3 separate regions of the Homo sapiens genome follow, and regions 1 and 2 are each linked to region 3. Evidence: chromatin loops called from intact Hi-C (ENCODE). Cell type or tissue: HCT116. All regions are shown on one strand. Region 1 overlaps C19orf81 (chromosome 19 open reading frame 81). Region 2 overlaps SHANK1 (SH3 and multiple ankyrin repeat domains 1). Region 3 overlaps LOC105372437 (a long non-coding RNA gene).

Evidence for each region. Peaks named below come from ENCODE experiments on the same cell type or tissue, not always from the same donor. Only the 100,000 strongest peaks of a DNase experiment are listed, where the experiment ranks them.
Region 1: it touches region 3 in a loop (6-fold over the local background); 5 of 110 quality-filtered maps call a loop at or near these places.
Region 2: it touches region 3 in a loop (4-fold over the local background); 5 of 110 quality-filtered maps call a loop at or near these places.

The regions. Positions count from the first base shown.
Region 1 is chr19:50,657,165-50,659,664 of GRCh38, forward strand. It overlaps C19orf81 (chromosome 19 open reading frame 81), which reads left to right. Exons shown (of 5, transcript NM_001195076.2): 4 at 825-964; 5 at 1,783-2,142. The coding sequence ends at 1,978. It overlaps SHANK1 (SH3 and multiple ankyrin repeat domains 1), which reads right to left. Exons shown (of 24, transcript NM_016148.5): 24 at 2,091-2,500. It also overlaps a transcript of SYT3 not described here. Among named protein-coding and RNA genes, the nearest start is that of C19orf81, 9.0 kb to the left of the region's middle. RefSeq lists an enhancer at 707-776 and a silencer at 997-1,086. In HCT116, no CTCF peak of the experiment used is centred here; DNase peaks (open chromatin) are centred at 1,117 and 1,967; H3K4me3 peaks cover 2,277 bases; H3K27ac peaks cover 1,575 bases.
Region 2 is chr19:50,704,404-50,706,903 of GRCh38, forward strand. It overlaps SHANK1 (SH3 and multiple ankyrin repeat domains 1), which reads right to left. Exons shown (of 24, transcript NM_016148.5): 9 at 34-111. Among named protein-coding and RNA genes, the nearest start is that of SHANK1, 14 kb to the right of the region's middle. In HCT116, a CTCF peak has its summit at 1,205 (motif pointing right); a DNase peak (open chromatin) is centred at 1,208.
Region 3 is chr19:50,367,237-50,369,736 of GRCh38, forward strand. All of the region lies in intron 3 of LOC105372437 (a long non-coding RNA gene), which reads left to right. It also overlaps a transcript of NAPSA not described here. Among named protein-coding and RNA genes, the nearest start is that of NAPSA, 2.8 kb to the left of the region's middle. RefSeq lists an enhancer at 1,547-1,606. In HCT116, a CTCF peak has its summit at 1,512 (motif pointing right); DNase peaks (open chromatin) are centred at 1,505 and 2,125; H3K4me3 peaks cover 1,150 bases; H3K27ac peaks cover 987 bases.

The DNA.
Region 1 (2,500 bases), 290 kb after region 3:
TACTGTGTGCCAGGCACAGGCCTCCAAGGTACCCTCTCAGCTAATCCGTGTAACTCTCCACCCTGCATACAGGGATTGCTGTCCTCGTTTTAGGGATCAGTCTCCACCCCATCACTCCACTTCTTTGTGGCTTTGAGCAAGGGACTCTCCAGCCTCCCCTCTCACCCCAGTCAAGGAATGACTTTCTGGAAGTGACATCATTTTTCAGTGAAATCGTGAAAATTTTCATTTCATTTTAGTTCCTCAGCAATTTTATGTGCTATGACAACTGTTATCACCCTTGACATGCTAATCACGTGATGCAACTGTGTTTAGTGATCAGTCCACGTTTCTGAATGTTAAATAGATTGACAAGACATCAAAACCCCTATGACCCTTATCTTTTGACTACTGAACATTCTTAAAATGCTAATACGAATATAAAAGGAAAGGTGTGTAACTTAAATCCTGGCAGAAATTTTCAAGAACTTTCAGGCGCATCCATTGCAAATTGCTGGGAAAGTTTTTGGTAGATTCGTAAAGTTGGCTAAGTTGGTGAATCATTCAGCCAACTGTTCATTGACTTTGGGGCAAATTGGCTTGGTGAGAATTGATTTTTTTGGAGAATGACCTAGAGTGATAGTAGATGCTTTCCCATCTGAGAGATAATCTGTCGTCTCCTTTGACCATAGCGACAGTACCCTGGGATTAAGAGCGATCCTTGCCCCTCAAATGCCACCTGGAACTCTGTGGCAGGTTCTGCAGGTGGGGTCTAGGGTGGTGACTTCTGAACCCAAAATGAACCAGGAGGCCACGGGCTGAGGTTCTCTCTCCGACACCCGCAGCCCGAGGAGGATTTTACCCACCTGGAGGTGCTGCAAGCCCTGGAGGCCCAGTTACCAGGGGCCATGGAGAGCGGGCGCGTGAGCAGCATCCGCTTTGAGAACATGAACGTCATCTGTGGGACTGCTGGGCGCCGGAACCGGTGAGTAAGCGGCGGGGGCGGGGCCTGGAGCGAGCGGGAGGGGCGGGGCCCGGGGCGACCGGGTAAGAGCGTGGTTGGTTTTAGAGCGCTGAGGGACGTGGCCAAGAGTGAAAGCATGAATGGGCGGGGCCCGGGGCGACTAGATAAGAGCGTGGTTGGTGTAAGGGTGCTGAGGGGCGGGCCCCGGAGCCACTAGATAAGAGCGTGGTTGGTGTAAGGGTGTTGTGAGGCGGGGCGACAGTGGAGTGACAGCTTGGGGGGGCGGGGCCAGGAGGGACTAGATAAGAGCGAGATTGGTGCAGAGCCACTGAGGGGCGGGGCCAAGAGTGAGCGCGGTTGGAGGTAAGGTCCGGTGAGATCAGAGAGAAGGAGGGATCTCGAGTGAGTAGGGGCCCGAGTTTGAGTGACCCAGTAGTGACCGGGATAGAGGTCTGAGCCTGGAAAGGCAGCTGTGAGGGGGTGGAAGAGACTGAGCACATAGTAGGTGTGGGGCCAGGGGTGATAGGGTGGGGACAGGCCTGGAGTGCCTAGGGTAGAGCGCAGCCTGCAGTCGCCAGTGGAGGGTCGGGCCTTTGGGCGGTTTGAGATGGAGCCTCGACAGACAGTGATTAGGACGCAGAACCAGGCTAAGAGAGCGTAAGGAGCCTAGAGCGACCCAGGCGAGAGGGCAGGGCTGGAGGGGAGTTTAGGGACGGAGCGATGGTCCGCTGGACCAGGGCCTGTAAACGACTCCAGGGACCAGGCAGGGACTCTTCGACGATCAAAGCCAGGGCTGAAACGACCTGCGAGTTCCTTTTCCGTCCCCACCCCCCTTACAGGTGGCTCATCGCGGTCACGGACTTCCAGACGCGCTCGCGCTTGCTGCGCTCCGGGCTCAGTCCCCGCGGGCTTGCGCACCAGATCGTGCGCCACGACGACCTCCTGCTGGGCGACTACCGCCTGCACCTGCGCCGCTCCCTGGTCCGGCGGCGCATGCTCGAGGCCCTGGGGGCGGAGCCGAACGAGGAGGCCTGACGCCCGGGCGGGCCCCGGCAGCGCTTGCGCACCGCCCCGCGGGCTGGGGCCACCCACCCGGAGCCCCGGAGGACAGGGGGCGTTGCCTTCCCAGGAAGGAGGCGGGGCCGGCTCGAGGGGGTGGATACTGTGAGTTTAATTATAAAGAATGACCTGGTACAAAAGCCATTTCTCTCTGCAAAATCTTGGTGGGGAGTCAGGGGAAGGGAGGTGATGGGGGGTAGGAATGAACCCCCATGTTATAATCCCGCGTCCCTAATCTTCCTCCAGTCCCTGTACGTGGACGCCTGGGTCCCAATCCCTTGAGGGATGAACTGAAGCCCGCGAAAGGGAAGACCTGGGCACCGGGGCTTTCAGCGCGTGCCGAGCCCTGTCTCAGCGAGAATCAGACGTCCTCATCCGCCCCCCTCCTCTTCCCCTCCCACCCCCCCTTGGAAGACAATTCTCGGGCTTTTATTTCAGGTTTTTTTTCTGGATTTTTTTGTGTGTTCTAGGGGTTTTGTGTTTTTTTTTTCTGTTTTT
Region 2 (2,500 bases), 340 kb after region 3:
GGAAACTCCAGCACATCCCCTGCAGCCCCAGACCTGGAAGGGGGTCTGTCCGTTGTTGTTCTTCACATCCTTGTCGGCACCTCGATACAGGAGGATCCTGGCACAGGTCTCCTGCGGGTAATGGCCAGTGGCACAGGACAAAGAGAGAGAGAAAAAATTAAGATCACCATGAGTGGATGCAGGTTCTGTGCTAAGAGCCTCAGGAATAAATACTCCACCCTAAACCCGCACCACTGAGGACAGCAGCCACCTGCCAGGTACGGACCAGGAGCACTTTAGTTTAAACGTGGCCGGCCCAAACGGAGATGCACCATGCATGCGAACTACACACTGGATTTCAAGGATATGCCATATGAAAACAAGAAAGAATTTAAATGTCTATAGCCAGGCGTGGTGGCTCAAGCCTGTAATCCTAAGACTGTGGGAGGCCAAGGCAGGAGTTCCAGACCAGCCTGGGTGACATAGTGAGACGCCCCCCGTCTCTACAAAAAAATAAACAGAAATTAGCCAGGCAGGTGGTGGGTGCCTGGAGTCCCGAATACTTGGGAGGCTGAGGTGGGAGGATCGCTTGAGCTCAGGAGTTGGAGGCTGCAGTGAGCTGAGATCAAGCCTGAGTGACAGAGCAGGGACCTGTCTCCCCCCCAGAAAAAAAAAATGTCAGGTGTGGTGACACACACCTGTAATCCCAGCACTTTGGAAGGCTGAGGTGAGTGGATCACTTGAGGCCAGGTATTTGAGCCCAGCCTGGCCAACATGGTGAAACCCCGTCTCTATCAGAAAATACAAAAATTAGCCAGGCGTGGTGGTGGGCGTGTGTAATCCCAGCTACTCAGGAGGCTGAGGTGGGAGAATCACTTGAACCCAGGAGGTGGAGGTTGCAGTGAGCCGAGATCCTGCCACTGCACTCCAGCCTGGGTGACAGAGTGAGACTCTGTCTCAAAAAAAAATAATAATTTCTGTATTGATTCTATGTTGAAATGATAATGTTTTAGATACACTGTTATAAGTAAAATATGTTGTTAAAATAAATGTCACCTAATTATTTTCCCCTTCTCTTTAACATGGCCACTAGGATATTTGAGGGCATTTAGGGTATGTGCTCATGCTATGTTCCACTGGATGTTGGGGCCGGATAATCCTTTGGTGATTCATTGGTTTGTGGAGGGTGTTCTGAGCCCTGTGGGATGTTGAGTAGCATCCCCGGTCTCTACCACTAGATGCCAGTAGCACTCCCCTCCCCAGTCATGACAACCAAAAATGTCTCTAGACATTGCCAAGTGTCCCCTGGGAGACAGAAGCTCCCAGGTTGAGAACCACAGGTCTAGACCTTACGGAGGCTTACCATGTTACGTGCCAGGCGCTTGGCACTTTAGAGGCAGAAGCTCATTGAATTGCCCAACAATTCCAGGACATGGAAATTGTCTCTATTTTACAGAGGAGGAAACTAAGGCTTTCAAAAGAGCCCAAGGTGGGCCAGGGGTGGTGGCTCACTCCTGTAATCCCAGCACTTTGGGAAGCCGAGGAGGGAGGATCGCTTGAGCCCAGGAGTTTGAGACCAGCCTGGGCAACATGGCGAAACCCCGTCTGTACAGAAAATTTTAAAAAATTAGCCTGGCTTGGTGGCACACGCCTGTAGTCCCAACTACTTGTGGGGCTGAGGTGAGAGGATCACTTGAGCCCAAGAGGTCGAGGCTGCAAAGATCCTTGTTCATGCCACTGCACTCCAGTCTGGGTGACAAAGTGAGACCCTGTCTCAAAAAAAAGGGGGGGTTGGGGGGGCTCAAGGTCACACAGCTGGTGATTATCAGCCTTGGATTCGAACCCAGATCTCTCTGACTCCAAAGTCTTCTATCTTAATCACACTTTCTGCCAGGCCCAGAAGGAAGGGGACACACATTGTGGAGGAAAGGGTGGGGGCAGGACTGGGCCAGTGGGGACAGGGATGCCTTCTACATTCAGATCAATTTCTCACCGGTGTCAATCACATGGCACCCATCATCACTTTTTGGGCTAAGCACAAAGTCCATGCCACGGCCTAGGAGGGTTAGGGTTAGCTGAGCTAACCTGAGCTGCCTGCCCTGCCACTCCCCACCCTGACCCTCACCAACTTCATCTTCTACCACCTGCCCTTGCTCCCAGGCTGCAGCCACACTGGCCACCTCCTTCCTCTGACAGCACACTAATGCCCCAGGACCTTTGCACGGCTGCTCCCTCTGCTTGGAATCCTTTCCCGCTAGATCTCAGCATAGCTTGCTTCCTCACTTCGTTCAGGCTTTTGCACAAATGCCGCCTCTTCAGAGAGGTCTTCTCTGGCCATCCTGTCTAAAAAAAAAACCCTTGTCCTCTTCCTTGCTTTATTTTTATTTATTTATTTATTTTTAAAATTTTTTTGAGATGGAGTTTCGCTCTTGTCACCCAGGCTGGAGTGCAGTGACACGATCTCGGCTCACTGCAACCTCTGCCTCCCAGGTTCAAGCGATTCTCCTGCCTCAGCCTCCCA
Region 3 (2,500 bases):
CTGGGATTAGACATGAGCCACCATGCCTGGCCATGTTAGGTATTTATTGTAGTCTTTGCAGACAAGGCTTGTTTGTACCTGTCCTTTTTGGGGAGGCTTTCCAGGTATTCAAAAGTACTTGGGTGTTGTGATCTAAGCCATGTCTGCATTAGGGGGCTCCCCAAGCCCATTAATGCTGTGGTTCTTGCAAACTCATAGAGGTACTATCTTAGTGGTCTTAGATAAGATCCAGAAGATTTATCTGGATTACCAGGCAGAGACTCTTGCTCTCTTCCCTTGCTTTCTCTCAAACAGAGTCAGTCTCTCTCTCTCCCTCTCTCTCTCTCTCTCTCTCTCTCTCTCTCTGTCTCTGTCTCTCTCTCTCTGCTGAGCTACCTGGAGCTGGGAGTGGGGTGACACAAACACCCCATGCCTACTATCACTGGGATTGCGCTGGGTCCTGCCCATGGCCTCCTGTAACCACGACCTACCTGCCTACTGCTTATGTTTGCTCAAGGCCCTTGGGCTCTAAAACTAGCAGGTTCCAAAGGCAGCCATGCTTGCATCCTTCCCTTCAGGGCATCAAGTTACCTCAGGTCCCAGGTGGGTCCAGAGATACAGTCAGTGAGCCAGGGACTGGAGTCAAAACCCTTAGAAATCGGCTGGATGCGGTAACTCATGCCTGTAATCCCAGCACTTTAGGAGGCTGAGGCAGGCGGATCACTTGAGGTCAGGAGTTCGAGGCCAGTCTGGCCAACATGGTGAAACCCTGTCTCTACTAAAAATACAAAAATTAGCCAGGCGTGGTGGTCAGCGCCTGTAATCCCAGCTACTCGGAAGGCCGAGGCAGGAGAATCACTTGAACCTGGGAGGCGGAAGTTGCAGTGAGCCAAGATCGCGCTGCTACACTCCAGTCTGGGCGACAGAGCAAGACTCCCTCTCAAAAAAAAAAAAAAAAAAAAAAGAAACAAAAGAAAGGCTAGGTGCGGTGGGGGTGCGTTTGGGAGGCTGGGGGTGTCATCCCAGCCCTTTGGAAGGCTGAGGCAGGAGGATCGCTTGCGCCTGGGAGTTGGAGACCAGCCTGGGCAACAAAGGGAGACCCTGTCTGTACAAAAAAAATGTAAAAATTATCTGGGCGTAATGGCACACTCCTGTAGTCCCAGCTACTGGGGAAGGTGAGGCTGGAGGATAACTTGAGCCTAGGAGGCTGAAGCTGCAGTGAGCCGTCATCACGCCACTGCACTCCATCCCAGGTGACAGAGTGAGACACTGTCTCAACAGAAATAAATAAATACATAAATAATGGTAAAGATCCACTTTGTGCACTCCTTGCTCTGGGGGATTTTCCTGAAGCAGCCGAACGTGTCCCTGATAACTGTCACCACCCCCCTTTGTTTTCTCAGTCAGAGCACTCGATCTGGGCCCCTTCAACTCGCCCCGCACGCTTTCCGTCTGCAGCACCCCATCCAACTGCACCCAAGCGCCCTTAAGTAGTTTGAGAGGCCGTGCCTGCAAATTCCCAATTGGCCACAAGGTGGAGGTGTGGGCCTGTTTTCCCAGCCAAGATTCCCCAGCCGCCACCCGTTTCTAGAGCTGGACCCCTGGAACACCAGGCTCTCTCCAGCTTTCCTGCTTCCGCCCTAGCAGTTCCCACCGCCTGGAATGCCGACTTGCTCGCTCTCTGCACCCCACGGGAAAAGGAGCAGAACAGGCTTCCTCCCTGACTCCCCTGCCCAAGCGTACTGGGAGATCTCCTGCCGAACACGGCCCGGCCAATGGGACCTGGATCTCCCCATGTCTTGTCTCTCAGGGGGTTGTGACCGAGTGGGCCTCCACCATCAGAGGAGCACAGTTTCCAGAATCGCCCAACACAATCTTTCCCGAATCCCCTCAGGAAGTGATTAGGTAAAGGATTGCCAGATTTTTAAACCCGTCATTTTATTTACTAACCTTGTAAGAAAGGAATTATCGCCCACATTTTACCGGGTTGGGGAGGGGCTGCTGCGGTGCAGCAAGATTAAGAGGAGGCAGCCCAGGTGCACTTGGAGGGGAATTGAACCTGGTTCTTGAAGCTGCAGACACCAAGTAATCAGCCCAGATGCCTCGCATCGTCTTTGCCAGGATTACTTTTGCCCCTGTTCCATTGGTGGGAATCTGTCACGTGGTTGCTCCTGGCTGCAAGGACGACCCGGAAATGTAGTCCAGTTGTGTGTCCAAGAGTGGGGGACCCTTTGGGTGACTCTCAGGCACTGTGGGCCACATCAGACCCCACAAGGCCTCAAGTTCGGACCTGCGTTCCCTCTATGATCTTATATCGCACCTTCCCGAGGTCTCGCATTAGTGTTTTTTTTTTTTTTTTTTTTTTTTTTTTGAGGCAGAATCTCGCTCTGTTCAGGCTGGAGTGCAGTGGCTGTGATCTCGGCTCACTGCAACCTCCGAACCCCCAGGTTCAAGCGATTCTCCTGCCAATTTTTGTAATTTTAGTAGGGACGGAGTTTTGCCATGTTGGCCATGCTGGTCT